2 separate regions of the Mus musculus genome follow, and region 1 is linked to region 2. The links are chromatin loops, found by intact Hi-C in ENCODE. Cell type or tissue: heart. All regions are shown on one strand.

What was found. Hi-C counts contacts between places; a loop is a spot of excess contacts. Peaks named below come from ENCODE experiments on the same cell type or tissue, not always from the same donor. Only the 100,000 strongest peaks of a DNase experiment are listed, where the experiment ranks them.
Region 1: a loop joins it to region 2, with 2.2 times the contacts of the local background. A loop is called at or near these places in 4 of 42 quality-filtered maps.

What each region holds. Positions count from the first base shown.
Region 1 is chr9:71,693,478-71,701,477 of GRCm38, forward strand. All of the region lies in intron 8 of Cgnl1 (cingulin-like 1), which reads right to left. Among named protein-coding and RNA genes, the nearest start is that of Gm51713, 68 kb to the right of the region's middle. In heart, no CTCF peak of the experiment used is centred here; DNase peaks (open chromatin) are centred at 3,494 and 7,961; H3K27ac peaks cover 4,826 bases.
Region 2 is chr9:71,642,678-71,650,677 of GRCm38, forward strand. Cgnl1 (cingulin-like 1) reads right to left here. Exons shown (of 19, transcript NM_026599.5): 12 at 7,545-7,715; 13 at 2,815-2,976. Among named protein-coding and RNA genes, the nearest start is that of Myzap, 54 kb to the left of the region's middle. In heart, CTCF peaks have their summits at 1,120 (motif pointing right) and 3,587 (motif pointing right); a DNase peak (open chromatin) is centred at 3,714; H3K27ac peaks cover 413 bases.

The DNA of each region.
Region 1 (8,000 bases), 51 kb after region 2:
TATAACAGCAGTCAATGTAGAAAGAGGCTCCAAAGGGGCAAGATCACTGGAGGCCACCCTAGAGCTGTGCTCCCATGATGCCATCGGTAGCCTGGTTTTCTCTGCTGCTGCAGACATTCCTATGTCCATGCTGATTCTCACACAATGGGCTTAGAGCACATGACAAGTTCCATTTTCCACCTAAAATGATCAAATGATAATGCCAAATTCTTCCACCAAATAGAAATCTAATTAGTGATCTTGGCAAGATTTCAGAAAAACATCCACCAGACAGGGTTTAGAGGGAGGGAGGGAGGGAGGGAGGGAGGGAGGGAGGGTGGGTGGGTGGGGCAAATTAAGCAAGTTTTCTGATAAAGCTTTTCTCTCCCAGATCGTAAGGACTGGATGTCTGTGATTGTCCTCCGTTATTTAAATAGCCGCTCTCCAGCACTCCCTCATTCCTGTGGTTTGACCATATCTACACCAGGAAATGCTGCTGGTTTGACACCTTCCATCAGTAGTCATGGCTTCTTTCTCATTCACACTCTGGACTCCAGGCAATATTTGTGAGAATCCAAAGAACTCAGGCTATTTATCCCACTTGGGAAACCTTTGAAATGTTGGAAGATATTTAAATGCAAATCCATCCGGGATGCAGCTCAGTAGGTAGGATCAGCCAGCTGTACCAAATACCCTGGGTTCAGCCCCTAAAATGGAGCAGTGGAGGCACACAGGCATGTAATCCATATTTCTCAGGCGATGGATGCTGGAGGACTAGGACTCCCACAAAGCTCCATTCTAACAGACTTAACAGACAGTAAGTAAACAACGTCTTCCTCACCTACATACCGAAGCTGTCCCTTCAGGCTTGAGTCCTGCCAACTGACCCACTCACTTTCACGTTTTACAAAGTCAGCATGACTAAGTCCCAAGTGGAATGGACCCATCCCTGATTTGTTTCCTTCCCCTCCTCTTCTGAAACCAGCAGAGAGGAAATGGGTAATAATCTTACAAAAACAGAGCTGGAGAGGCTCAGAGCAGCAGGCCTGAAGTGTCTGTAGGAACAAGCGTCCCTCAACACTCACTGGGAAAACAAGCTCTGCTGCTCCAAAAGGAATATACCCAAATCCATCTAAAAGTCTCAGCCTCTCTCTCAGGCTCTGGATCTATCTCTGTCTGTTAGTCTCTGTCTCTCTCCTCCCTCCCTCCCCTCATCTTCCTCACCTCCATTTACTCTCTTCTTCCTTCTTCTACCACCTCTCCTTTTTCTTCCCCTTATCTCCCTCTTCGCCTTTCCCTCCATCCCCTGCTCAGTTCACTATGTCTGTCTCTCTCTCCCATCTCCCATATTCAATAATCTTTAGTTTCCTACTAACTATAAGAAAGGAATCAGCAAGATGTACCCCAGGACCTGAATGGCCTGCCTTCCCCTTCCCACTTCATCTCTCCCCAGATTTTCCATTGCCCCCAGGCCAGCCTCACTGACTTCACTGAGTATCCTAACAGCCTACACTCTCTCCACAGGCCAGCACCTTGCACAGGCTATTTCCTTTGATGGGACCATTCTGTAATTTCTGATTTTAATATATCTAACTCTGTTGAGTCTCAGATCTGAGACAATCGGCTGAGGTGTATATTTAACATACCAAAGCGGACTGGCCTCTAGGTTCTCTGCGCATCCCTCAGTCCCTACCTGTTACAGGGTATGGCTGATATGCCCCACCCTCTGCCCTGAACTTTGCAGCACAGGGGCTGGGCTTCCCCTCCCCAAGACACTATTCCCTATATAATCCAGGCATTTTATGGGCTCTCACATGTCGTTCTTTCTCTCTCTCCGCATGTATGTGCTCTTTTTTTCTCTCTTCCTCTTTCTCTTCCCCTTCCCCTCGGTGAACCCACCATAAAGCTGTTTCCCAATAAACCTGCCTTCATATACTTCAACTTGGCTTGAATTGGCTCATTTCATTGGTGGAGAATAACTCATCAAACTCCTTTCTGCCCTTCAGATCTCCATCACTTTTCCTTCCTGCCATCCATTAACTGAGAGCACTTGCCACAATGGAATTACATATTTACACACATGGTTTTATATATAGTCAATGACTATCTAGTCTCTTTTGTTCACTTTATCCCTGTAACTCAGCACAGTGCCCAGAACAAATGAATGCCTATACGTGGATTATTCATTGAACAGATCCATTTCACGTGGTTAGAACGGACGTGAACTTTTTAACATCAAACTAATTGTGTTGCTTAATCCTGATGCCCTCCACCCTACCCATCACAGAGGAGAAGTGGGAGAACGCTCACCTCCCCACCCAGCAAGTGTAAGGGTGAAGTGAGGGGCAGAGCGTGTGTTTGAGAGCAGGCTGCTCTGATATTCTTCTGAGGTCAGCTCAGGTTTTGTACCTCTTTCCCACCTAGTTAAGTCTCCACACTTTCTCTTCACACTGCATATGAATTTGTGGTGGTTTTCTGGGTCAGCGGAAGGCTGAGTGTCCTGAAAGCCTTGTCCTCAGGACCCCACTGGGACTGCTGTAAACTGCACTCGTGATACTCAGTACAGTCAGTAGATGCTACCAAACGTCCCACCTCCATTGGGACAAGCCCTCCCGGTGAAACCCTTCAGCCAATCTTCCTGCACTGTAACACCAAAGCCAGCATCCTCCCCTCAGCAGCAGCAGTAAATCCCTCAAGCAGACCTAGCAGACAGCCCTTTTGCTGCTGTCCTTGGAAACAGTCCCTTCTATGAGGGCCCACCTCACACAGTCTTAACGGGAACAGGAAACGAATTGAGTTTTAAGGTGTTGTTGCTGTTGTCTTTTGAGACAAGTTCTCATTTAGCCTAATCTGACTTTAACTCACTACAAAGCCAAGAGTGACCTTGAATTCACAATCCTCTGCCTCCATCTCCTAAGTACTGGGATTATAGGCCTGTATCGGTGTGCTGGTTTTATGCAGTGCTGGAGACTAACTAACCCCTGGCTTCATGCACGCTAGGCAAACACTCCACCAACTGAGCTACATTCCCAGGTTCTTAATTTATTTTTTGTACATAATAAAATATATTTGAAGCAATTTCTCTGGGCCAATATTCTTTTTCCATCGTGTGATTTAAACTTTGCAGCAACTTTTGCTATGACCCTGCTTCGCTGAAGGAGCTGAGCACACAACACAGACAGACTCACAGGATGCTAAGGTCCAAAAACTCTTGAACAAAAGACAATTTGTTCTAAGATTTGCTCTGGTGACAGCACTGAGGGTGTCAAGTCAGAGAGAACCCTCTGTTTCTGGAACTTTGCTATTAAGAGCAGTCCTCCCACCTTGCTCTCCTACCCAGCTCAGACCGCAGCAGCGGCAGCACCTATAACATTGAGGACATTTTTACTTGTGAATTCTCCTTCCCACAAGTCCACAAACGATTCTCAAGTCCAAGCCCATGGCTTGGCTGCCTTAGTCTTTGGAACCAGCACCGTGCTAGCACATGAAACACAGCCAGACACTTGATGACAGATGAGTCATTGCCTCAGAAAAGGTCATGGGGCCAGAAGGTGGCTCAGTGGGGAAAGTGCTTGCTGTACAGCATGGGGACCTGGGTTTGACCCCGGCACCACATAGACTCTGGGTATGGCCATGCCTATCTATAACCTCGATACCCCAAGGGAGGAACAGGAGTCTCCTGGGGAATCACTGGTCAACAAGCCTAGAGAAAATGGTGGCTTCTGAGTTCAGTAAGAGACTGTCTCAAATAATAATGTGTTAAAGTAACTGAGGAAAACACTTGGATTTGAACCTCTGACTTCCATATCATCCTGCATTGACAATATCACCAGCACTCATACACACACACACACACACACACACACCACATCCACACACACAAGACACCCATATCTGGAACTTCCTAACACTGTCTTCTATAATCCACAGCACATGACCTAGGCAGCTCAGTCAACACACCAAAGTGACTCACAGGAATACTGTTTGCTGAGACATGTCAGCTAGCAGGTCTGGAGTTTCCTTGTGATGGGCATGAAGTTCCAGATGCAACGATTATCAGGGTCAGAGCCATAAAACAAGGCCTTTGAAACCCATTTAAACGGGTGCCTTATTTACACACTTTTTAATCAATATAGGAGGCAGAAAACCAGTATAATTATGAAAAGATTCAGAGAGAAAGAGAACACTAGAGAATAAAAGGTATTTTTTAATTTGTTGAGATAAGTTCTCACTATGTAGCCCTGGCTGGCCTAGAACTCAAAATGCCTCTGCCTCCCAAGTGCTAGGATTAAAGGCACACAATTATGAAAGGTGCTTTTGGATATGAATCTTAGCTTCTACTTTTGCTAAGGACCATGCCTATGTCTCTCTAGGCCAGTGGTTCTCAGCCTTCCTAATGCTACAACACTTTAAGACAGTTCCACATGTTGTGGTGACCCCCAACCATAAAATTATTTCACTGCTACTTCATAACTGTAATTTTGCTACTGTTATGAATCCTAATGTAAATATCTGTGTTTTCTGGTTGTCTTAGGAGACCCCTGTGAGAGGATGCTTTGCTCCCAAGGGGTCACAGCCCACAGGATGAGAAGAGCTGCTCCAGGCTCTCCTGCATCTGAAAGGAGACATTTTTCTTTTCCAGGCACAGTTAATCCACTGCTCAAGACCTGTCATTTAATATAAATTGATTTTTGTTTTGAAGTTAAAATGCTAAGGAAATTAGTTTTCATGGCTCTCCCCGGTTAACCTGGCTCTCTTAGAGAAGAAAGCAATGAAATTTTAATACCGAATTATAGTCATGTCTGAAGAGAGGCAAGTCCACAGATCACAAGATTAACACTGGATTTCCCACGTGACCCTTGGTTGACCTGCCACTTGGAAGGAACCTGCCCATAGACTGGCTTCTAACCTGAATCCTGTCCTGCCTTCCCTCAATAGTGGACTGAGATCAGAGAATAAAAACCAAATAAACCCTTTCCTCTCCAGGTTGCTTTTGGTCATGGTCTTTATCATAGCAGAAGAAACTAGGACCCAGAATCATGATAACACTTCTGCTATGGTTGGGATATGAGCTGTCCCCTGCAGCCTGTTTGTGAAAGCCTAGGCCATCCACTGATGGCACTATCTAGGGAGATCCAGAAACTACAAGCTGAGGGCCTAGCCAGAGGAAGTCAGTGGCTGTGAGCAGATCCTTGGAGGCAGCTCATATCTGACTCCTCCCAGGCTCCTCCTCTTGTCTGCCATGATGTGAAGGCATTCATTCCACTCATCCAGAGGTACAGTGTTCCAACTGAACACATGATGTCCAGAATCCATGAACCAAACCCTCTGAAACCACAAGTCACAATAAATCTTTCTTCTGTTAAGTTATTCTCTCAAGTATACACAAGTAGTAGGTTAGAGAGGTCTCTCTCTCTCTCTCTCTCTCTCTCTCTCTCTCTCTCTCACACACACACACACACACACACACACACACAGAGCAGCAGCAGCAGCAGCAGCTATTTGAACCACTTCTTAATATTGTGAATCTAAAGGCCTCATTTAAATGGTTCTGGAGATTCCAGACATGCTGTGCTTTTGACAGTTGGTTTCAATGAACTGGGATCCAAACCCAGTCCTTGCATTGGAATGGCCCCTACCTCTTAAACTACTCCTTACCCATAACCACCACCATGTCTCCCAGTCCCAGTCCAGACCATGTGCCTCCCTTTCCACAAACATTGCTGATGCTCTATTCAGGACAAACACATCCTTAGCCTCCATGGCCCTGTGTCTGAACAGTATTCACAGCCCAACTTGGACATTGCCCTGTTGTGAAATATTCCCGACTGCCACCATCCTCACCCCCAGCCCACACTCTGGGTCTCTCTCTCACTTCTACTGTAGCACGTTGTCTCCACCTCCCGCCAGGACACTCAGGCTTCCCTGTAATTGGCCTGAGTGCTACTTGTTTCAACTGCCATGAACAGACTCCGCTGGCTTTATCTTTGCAGCCATCACAGAACCAAGTACCATCGTCTGCCCTTGGCAAATGCTCAGAAAATCAATATGCTCATCTTGTATTTAAAAACAATACAAACAGGGTCTGGAAATATGGTTGAGGGGTTAAGAGCATTTGTTGTTCTTGCAGAGGACCCAGGTTGGGTTCCTAATACCACATGGCAGTTCATAACTCCAGTTTCAGGGGGTCTAATGCCCTCTTCTGACCTCTAGGGACACATAGACACGCATATGGCACACATCATACATATAGGTAAGACACTCATGAACATGACATAAAAGTAAATCTAAAATAAAGTCAATATAAAGATCAAAGTCCCCTTTTAAAAAATAATATAAATAAAAATAACAGGGATGGCAAGGACAGTCTCCCTCAGGTTAGCCCTCCTTCTCCCTCATCCATTCACTTGGGTCCCTGCTACGTGTTACACATTCAGAAAGAGTCTAATGACTGAGAAGACCGTAGTTCCTGGTACAAAATTAAAAATGTCTTTTTCCCATCCTCAAACTCTCTGAAGTCCTTAGATGCCGAGTTAGTCAAAGTGAACTTGTAACAACACAATGAGATTTGTTTTCGTAAGGAACAATCTTTCCACATAAATGGAATCTTTTAACACTCCAAAACTACTTTGGAGCCGGGCGTGGTGGCGCACGCCTTTAATCCCAGCACTCGGGAGGCAGAGGCAGGCGGATTTCTGAGTTCTAGGCCAGCCTGGTCTACAAAGTGAGTTCCAGGACAGCCAGGGCTATACAGAGAAACCCTGTCTCGAAAAAACAAAAACAAAAACAAAAAAAAAACTACTTTGGGATAGTCAGGGCCTGACCTCTCCCTAGTGTGTCCATCCTTCTAACCCATAAAATTTAACCCCCTGGGGATGTCAAGTGGAAAACAAATGTATTCCTTAAGAGGGTAGGAATGATAAAGCCAAGAATTAAATCTCTAACAATGCTAGCTCTCTGCATACTGTGAAGACCAAGAGGCGACACGGGAAGTATTTGTGTGTGTGCATGCATGTGTGTGCACTCAAGTGTGTGGGAGTGCATAGCTCTGCACAGGCACGTGGACGCCGGAGATCAAGCTCAGGTGTCCTTCCTCAGGAGGACACTACCTTGTCTTTGAGAGAGGGTCTCTCACTGGTCTTGAACTCACCATGTAGGTAGCCTTCCTGGTCTGGAAGCCCCAGGGATCTATTTCCACCCAACCAGCAAATGAGATTCTAAGCACAGATCACCACGCCCAAGTTTTTCACATGGGTTTTGGAGAGCAAACAGGTCTTGACTCTTACACGACAAACACTTCACTAACTGAGGTCTCTCTCCAGCCCCAGAGTCTCCCTTTCCAGGGAACTGGATTTGAGCTGACGCTCTGCTCAAGAAAGCTTACCAAACTATTTCTCTTCTGCACTCTCAATAGAGAAAGGAAGGCTAGAAATGAGAAAGAGAAGCCAACCCCATCACCATTGTGACGTGGGACAATATTCATTGTAATCCCATGCCAGCAGTGATTCATATCCCCCCAACAAACACCAAATCAAAGTAGAAAGAGGACATCACCGTTTCAAAAATGGAAACCTATACAGGAACTGTCAGAGAACACTGTAGGAAAACAAGGAGGCAAAGCCCGGGGCAGTTCTTTAGAAGACTCACAGAGACCCCTTGCTAACCACCTATGCAGACCCCTCTCCATCAGAAGGGACAGGGAACAGGCCACATAACAGCTGGACCTACCATACATAGCTCTGCAGAGGAGGTCCAGCTCACCCTGACACACACAACCAAGACACTGGTGAACTCCTGTCTGCTGAGCCAAATGGCTGTTTGTGTCTATGAAAAAAAGAAAGATTACCCAGAATCTGTTTGGAATATCAGTAAAAGGTTCTTGATGTAATCTGCCAGTTTTCACCAAGAGTTCCACTGATTTAAGACATTCAGTGCTCGGGTTCGGGCCAGATAAGGTGCCTTGTACTTGGCAGTGGTAAAACCGCCTTTTAGAGGTTTTTGGCTTGAGGCAGTGGCAAAAG
Region 2 (8,000 bases):
AGCTCTTTGTGTGACTGATGAACTGTCTGTGAACGAACGGCTATATCAAGTGGTGAGCAAAGCCTCCCGGGAGGACCACTGAGATGGCTGACCAGGTAAATATACTTATTGTGAAGACGGAGGCTAGAGTTCAGACTCCAGGACCCATGTGAAAATGGAGAGCTGACTCTACAAAGTGTCTTCCATCCTCCACACACATGCACATATACACAGTAAGAGGGCTGGAGAGATGGCTCAGAGGTTAAGAGCACTGTTCTTCCAGAGGTCCCCAGTTCAAACCACCTATAGTGAGACCTGGTGCCCTCTTCTGGCCTGCAGACATACACGCAGGCAGAATGCTATATACATAATAAATCTAAACAAACAACAAAAAAACTAAAGAAACCCAAAAGCTCTCCCTTAGGAGTAGAAAGTCCCAGAAACTACTCAGGGCATGGCCAGCTGCTGTTTGAAGTTGCCCATCCATGCAGAATACTCAGAAATTGCAAAATATCTACAGAACTTCAACCACCTGCAGCTGAATTTACAGAAACTGTTCCTGTGGGGAGCGCCTGAGACCTGAGCATTAGCTACGTCTCAGTGAAGGAATGGAAAAGGCACAAGTCGTACGGCCCTGCCACCTCTGAGAGCAACACCTCTCAGATGCCTTCCATGATGGCAGGAGCCCCGAGGCCAGAACTGAAGAACAAAAGTGCAGAAACACCGCCTGCAGTGGTGTTTGGCTGCACCACTACTTCAAGACCTTCAGTGACCCAAAGGAAATAACTTGTTAGTCTGAATATTCTGGCCTCAAAGGAGATAATCTGACAACTCAATCTGATTTCAGCTCAAATCACTTATCTTTTTTTTTTTTTATTTTTATTTTATTATATGTGAGTACACTGTAGCTGTCTTCAGATGCACCAGAAGAGGGCGTCAGATCTCATTACAGGTGGTTGTGAGCCACCATGTGGTTGCTGGGATTTGAACTCTGGACCTTAGGAAGAGCAGTCGGTGTTCTTAACCACTGAGCCATTTCTCCAGCCCCAAATCACTTATCTTTAAAGATCCATTTCTTTCTTTTTAGTCATCTGGGTGAGGGAATGTGCGTGTGAGTGCAGGTGTCAGCAGAGGCCAGAAGAGGGCGCTCATTGGATCTCCTGGAGTTGGAGTTGCAGGAAACTCTGAACTGGCCACGGGGTAGAACTGAACTTGGGTCCTCTGTAAGAGTATTGTGTGCTCTTAACTGCTGAGCCCCAAATCACTTAGGCTCTTTTTCCTGCTCCCAATCCATACTGTCCAGACAATATCTGAGGTCTAAGCCAGGGCCTATCATACCAAGGGTCTTTGTTTGCTACTTGATTGGTTTCCACTTGACGTTTGTGTGTGTGTGTGTGTGTGTGCGCGCGCGCGCGCGCACGCACGCGCGTGCGCATACCTGGTGTCTTCCTCACTCACTCTCTGTCTAGGAACGACCTGGCCAGCCCCAGGGACCCTCCTATCTCTGCCTCTCTGGCACTGTGATTACAGATGCCCACTGGCATGATCTCTGTTTTGCATGTGCACTAGGGGTCTGAACAGAGGTCCTCAGGCTTATACGGCATATATTTTACAATGAGCCATCTCCGTAGCTCATCCAGTTGCCTTTGACCAGGTTGTTTAGGCCCTAGAATGATCCATTTCTAGTTAACTAGGTTGACCTTAGCTTATCCAAAAATGACTCCCTAAAGAGATCAGGAGTAAGATACTAAAAAAATATGGCAACCCCATAAACAAAGCAATAAAACTGCCATCAGTTTTCTCTGGTCTGAGAGAGGCCTATCTCATAAAATCTCCACCAGTTCAAACTTCACTCCTAGATACAAACTGCAAAGCACCCTGGAGGTTTTAAAAGCTATTTCTGCTTATATACAAAGCTGAATGAGGAATTCATTGATTTTTGAGTTTAAGCCTTCTTTGCTGGCCTTGAGCACCAGGCCCGTCTTTTATCAAACTCAGTCTCTCTGTTACTCTCTGAATTCCACTGGAGAGCAGAACACATGTGTGTTTCTGGTTTAGGGTCATTCCACTCTCACAAATTATTCCTCTTTAGCAATTCAGGTTTTCCTGTCATCTCAGAAGTCCTGGTATTTCTTTGTGTGGGTTTCTCTCAAGTGTTGAGTATTAGGCTTGTAAATACTCACCCCCAGCTGGTAACTGCTTTGGGCAGTTGCAGACAGACTATCTTGGGACTGGGAAATGGCAATGAATTGGACCACAGTTTGCTGATAACTCTGGCAATGATACATACACACTCAGGAAGATGGGCCAGGAATGAGACTGGACTCTGTGGTTTGGTCAGTGGTCCCCGATGTGCAGGGTGGTTTGGGGTCTACGGCACAGTGTGGAACCTGACTGGACAGTTGGCAGTCTTGGAGCCTTTGTAGGGGAACCATTACTTAAGGGACACAACACCATCAGCTAATTTCTTTGGGGAATAACTTATATCCTCTTCAAAGCAATGAAGCCATTAGGCTAAATCACAGATCAATTCCTTCCTGCGTAACTCTCTACAACATGATAAGCTGCCCCCCACTCCAAAGAAAGGGTCTTGATTACATCAAGCTAGAAAGAGTGAAAGCCCAAGGCTTCCTATATCCCCCTGGTGGCCCAGACGTGTTCTCCTCAGCCTGGCTCCAGTCCGGGTACCCACAGCCTGGCTCCCGCCCCCTAGGTGCCCTCAGCCTGGCTCCAGCCCGGGTACCCACAGCCTGGCTCCCAACCCCTAGGTGCCCACAGCCTGGCTCCCGCCCCCTAGGTGCCCTCAGCCTGGCTCCAGCCCGGGTACCCACACACCTCCATCTGCTTGATGAGTCGGCTGCGGTCATCCTTGAGGTGGCTCTTGGCCTCCAGCTCATACTCCAGGTCCTTCAGCGACTGCTCCAGAAGCTGCCGTTTTGTGAGCGCCTCCTCCTCAGCTCGCTGGTAGTCCTGCAACTCTTCCTCCTTGAGGCGTAACTAGAAGGAGAGCGTGTGTGAAGGTCCCTTGGGCAGTGGGAATGGCAAGGAATTGAAATGATATTGGATAGCTCTGGCAATGATAGAGAACACATGCCTGCATACAGGTTTGCATACCATGTGCATGTCTTGCTCAAGGAGGCCAGAAAACAGAGCGCACAGGCCCATCCCAAAGCAAAGAGGGGCAAACCCCACCTCTCTCTAGACTTCAATTTCCCATGTTATAAAAAGAGTGGTTTTCCTTTGTAAGAAGTACACTGTTGGGTTATAAAGTCAATTGATTAGGTGTGGACTAGTATTTTAACTACATAGAACACACACAATAAAGTATGAACAAGCACTGTGGTGTTTTTGTATTATATATTAACATATTTGGATGGATGGACGTGTCATTAGGTGGGCTGTGGTCAAAGCCACTTGACAGTCACTTAAGTAGCTAAGCGTTCTTGTATCAGCACTGTCTTAAGAGAGGTTTAACGTTTTAAAATAAAAACTAAATTAATGATCTCTAAGCAACTGCAGGCACAAAATCCAAGAACAAAATCATACTCATTTGGTAACAACCATTGCTGTGTAGAAAAAAATGGTCACCCATAACGACAGTGCTCTTTTCATCCACAAGGTGGCGCTCATATAATAGTTTTGAAGAATGTACAACAACAGTTTGAGTCTCAGGAGCCAGGCCATGACACTAGCAAGGGAAATGCCAAAATCAACCTGGCTTGCTGATTCAATGAGGCTCAACCCTAGCTCTTTGGTTGCCAATGTCAAACCCTCCTGGAGTAGACACAGAGCTAACAACGGAACACCACAGAGGTTTATTCCTTGCGGGAGTCCACAGAAAAGCCGGGGAAGCTCTGAAGGATCAGGCTAGCATAAGAAGACCCCAGTCCAGCACTGCATTCTGACGGAGATGAAGATGCTCGTTTCCAGTACAATGGGGAGCCCCAGCCACTTCTAGCACAGTCCCACTTGGGAGAAAATGACTTCTAGACACAGGCCCTGGTCTGGTTTGGGCATCAATGGTGAGTGAAACAGAGAGAGCACAGGGCAGTCATCCACAGAGAGCACAAAATGGGGTGCTCTCTGGACCTGATACACCACTCACTGCAGAGAAACACTACGTTTCTCTGAGTGTCAATGTCCCCATTGCAACATAGGGAAAATGTTAAAATGTACTTTATCTGAGAATTAGATGCTACCCAAAATTAGTGATCACAAAGAATGCTAATCAAATAAACAATTTCCTTCTTGGCATCCTCTGAAACACCATGCACACCTCTCCTAATACCTACCATACTGCTACCACCACCACCACCACCACCAACTCCTCCTCCTCCTCCTCCTCTTCCTCTTCCTCTTTCTCTTCCTTTACCCCCTGCCACCACCTCCACTTAGCAGGGGCTGGGGATCCATCTCCTAACACCTTTAAGTGCCCTCCCAAGAGCACTCAGTAACTCAGAGAGAACAGTTAGCACGCCTGATCACCCCCAGTTCCAAAGCCCAAAATGCAGGGCTGGAGAGAAACTGATCAGTGGTTAAAACCATGAGTTTGGCTCCTGGTACCCACACGGCAGCTCACAACCATCAGTGACTCCAGTTCCAGGAGATCCGATGCCTCCCTCCTCCTGGCATCTCTAGGTACCAGGCTCACATGTGGTGCAAGAATATACATGTAGGAAAAATAATTATATTCATAAAATAAATCCTTAAAAAAAAGACAAAACTTTGGAGCATTTGACTCCGAATCCAAAGCTAAAACATTCTGCATTGTGGATTTTGAGATTGGAAATGGCAAACAAGTAAAAATCTCCACAAATAACTTCAAGATCTCTGAGATCAGAAATACTCCTAGCACCAAGCATTTGAGGTAAGGAATGTTCCCCACAGAGTGTCCAAGAGTAACTTGCTCTCAGATAATAATAAGCAAGACAGAAAGCCCTAAAGGGGACACCTGTCTTACCCCATCCCAGGGGTATCACAGAAGAGACAGAAAAAATGGATGAGACAGGGAAGGGGTGCCATGCTTTGGAGCACTGTCACAGCAAGGCGCAGTCGTTGCACTAAGCAGCTGGGACGAGACTGAGCGACCAACCTTCCATCACAGAGCTGGAGGAGCTCACACGGCCCCGCCCCTCCCTGAGGATTTAAAAGTCAGCTAATTGTTGTTCATGGAGAGAACAACAGCTTTTCTTCAGTGGTGTAGCTGCTGTTGAGTTGTCCAGGCTCCTAAGAGCAACCTTAACGTGACAGGGACCAACACCAACGGGAAAGTGGGAGGGCCAGATGGGCAAAGGGGATCAGCAGGAGTGAGGAGACCAGAGAGGGTGCTGAGGTGAACAGGATCAAGAGACAGGAGATCCACATGTGAGATGTCGTAACGAGACCCACTACCGTATAAATGAATCAACCTGCTAATAAATTAGCAGATAATTTGTTAATACGATAATAAATTGTCGTATAAATTATTTTATCTACTAATAAAAATGCCAGTAAGCAAATACCTTTTTAACCTGTCAGTACCACCTTTAAGTTGTTAGCAGGATTAAGTAAATGAACTAAAGACGAACTCTAAGCCTTACCTCCTAAAGGTCAAAGGCCACCCTCACCTGACCCGGGTGTCTCACACCACAGGCAGAATGGTAGCGTCTGGCCCTACCGCATCTGCTTCCTTATCTGTGAAGAGGATCTTCATGCTTCCTTCTCCACTGAAGTGTCCAGCCTCAAAATGTTTATACAAATAGCCATGTGGATCCCTGTTTAGGGTCACAGTGACACAGTGGCCTTTTGAAGTTAAAACAGACCAGGTATTTGATGTGTTCTGGCAAATGTCTGAGCCCTTCCATCCGTCTGCTCTAAAAATGAAAAGAATATTCTTTTCACAGCAAAGAGAGCGGTGATGTCAGCGTGCCAGAGTCTGTTTTCTTGGAACCCTGTATCACATAACCCTGGGGCATAGGGGATGCGTTATCAGGGCTCTCTCAGAACTGTTCTGGAAATCTGTAATAAATACCCATTGTTCTTTGATGGGTTCAGCACTGACTCAGGGGAAAACCTTCCTTTGATCATCAAAGAAATTAAAAGTTTGGTTCTTTTTTGTTTTCCTTAAAACTTGTTTTCCTGCGGAATCTGTGGGCTCTTCGCACTGGAGGCTGGGGTGGGGTGTGGAGTTAAGAAAGAAAGAGCACTGCAGTGTGTATCGATGTCCAGAACCTAGGTGCCTCCACTATACCATTGCATTATCGTGTTTAGCATTAAGCTACTAATGGTTTGCAGAAGGCGATGCTGAGACTGCTGAGACCGCTTGCTTGCCGTCAGTTGGCACAGGCTAGACTCACAGCCAGGAGTGAGGGTGCACGCCTATGATCCTAGCACTTGGGAGCATGGGGCAGAACTGACACGGGAGACAACAGACAGACAGACAGACAGACAGACAGACAGACAGAAATGGGTAGTCATGGAGCTTCCCAGCCTCCAACACCCAACGTCCCCATTAACTTTTCTCTTCCTAGCTCAAGAATGCAATCACTGCATTTCTTTTCTCTATTATTCTTAAGTATAAAGCCAAGAGTGTGTCTTAGGGCAGCCAAGCAGGCTCAGCAGGTAAGGTGCTTGCCGCGCCAGCCTGACAATCTCAGCTTGAGCCCCAAACCCTCGGAAAGGGAAGAGAAACCAACTCCACAGAGTTATCCCCTGAGCTCCACGCATTCACTTACATCTTCACATACACACATCACACGCCCGCAATGATAAATAATAAAAAAACAAAAATAATACGTTTTAATTATGTCAGTATTCGTAAACTCCTGAGACTGAACCAAGGCTAGACCCCACAAAGCCACATGCCCAGTCCTTAGTTTATTTTACAATGGCTATCGGATTCTTATCTAACCCAATAGAAGTCAAGAGACCATTGTCAGGACTGCAGAGATGGCTCTTGACTTGAGAGCCTTTGCTTCTCAATCGTGAGGGCCAGAGTTTGGATCCCAGCCCCTACATCAGGGAGCCCACAAACACCTGCAACTCCTCTTCCAAAAAATCAACAACCTCTTTTGTTCTCCGTGGGCACCAGCACATACGTGGATGCAAACAGACACACTCATGTGGAAACATGCATACACACATAACCAACCAAACAAAATGGCTGTTAAAATAACCTAGTCATCTTAAAAAGAAAAAGTTGTTAAAAAAAAAAAAACCTCATCACTTCCTGCCATCTTGTTCTAGGGATGATAGAAGGCACGGAGGCGAATGACATGTTTGGACACAGATCGACACAATGTCATTGCTCATAAAAGGTGATTCAACTTTTCAAGCAGAAAACTTTGGACCGAACCAGAACGTGGCCCAGTTAAAGCTGTTCCTGTTTCGCTTGTGTGTCAGTGGGAGTTTTGCCTCTTAGGATGCTACCTACATATAATCACTAGAGAACAGAGACAAAACAAGCCCCAAAGCTTCCTTAAGCATTCCCCTGTCCCAGCCCCCTCAACAGAAGCCTTGCAAAGCAAGCTGGAGGACTGACTCTCAGAAGAGATAAAGGAGAGGATTTCCCGGCAGGTAGGCGTTACCTCATCCTGCATCTTCGAGGCTGCCAGTCTGGCCTTTTCCACTTCCAGGCATTTCTCCTTCAGTTGTGTCTGCATTTCCGCAAGCTCCCGGCGGTTCTTCTCCTTATACTCGCCCAGCTGCTTCTGCAGCTCCAAAGAGGATGTGCGGGAGGCCTCAGCAATGTCGGCCATCTAGAGGAAGCGGCGTGGTATGAGGGGACCCTGCCATGCTCCATCTGGAGTCCATTCCGACATGGAAAGCATCTCCAATCATCCCTGCCAAGCACCAGGTCTGGGCTGTGGGGTCTGGCTTAACCCTGCCTTGGGGACAGCATGGAAGAGTGACTAGGGGCTGGGTACACAGCCCTGAGATCGGAACTTTGCTCTTCCCTAACCGGTGCATGGTTGAGCTGTAGCCTTAGCCACTGAGGACCTTGGCCCTGCCCTTTTAGAAACAATGAATCCCATCCACCTTCC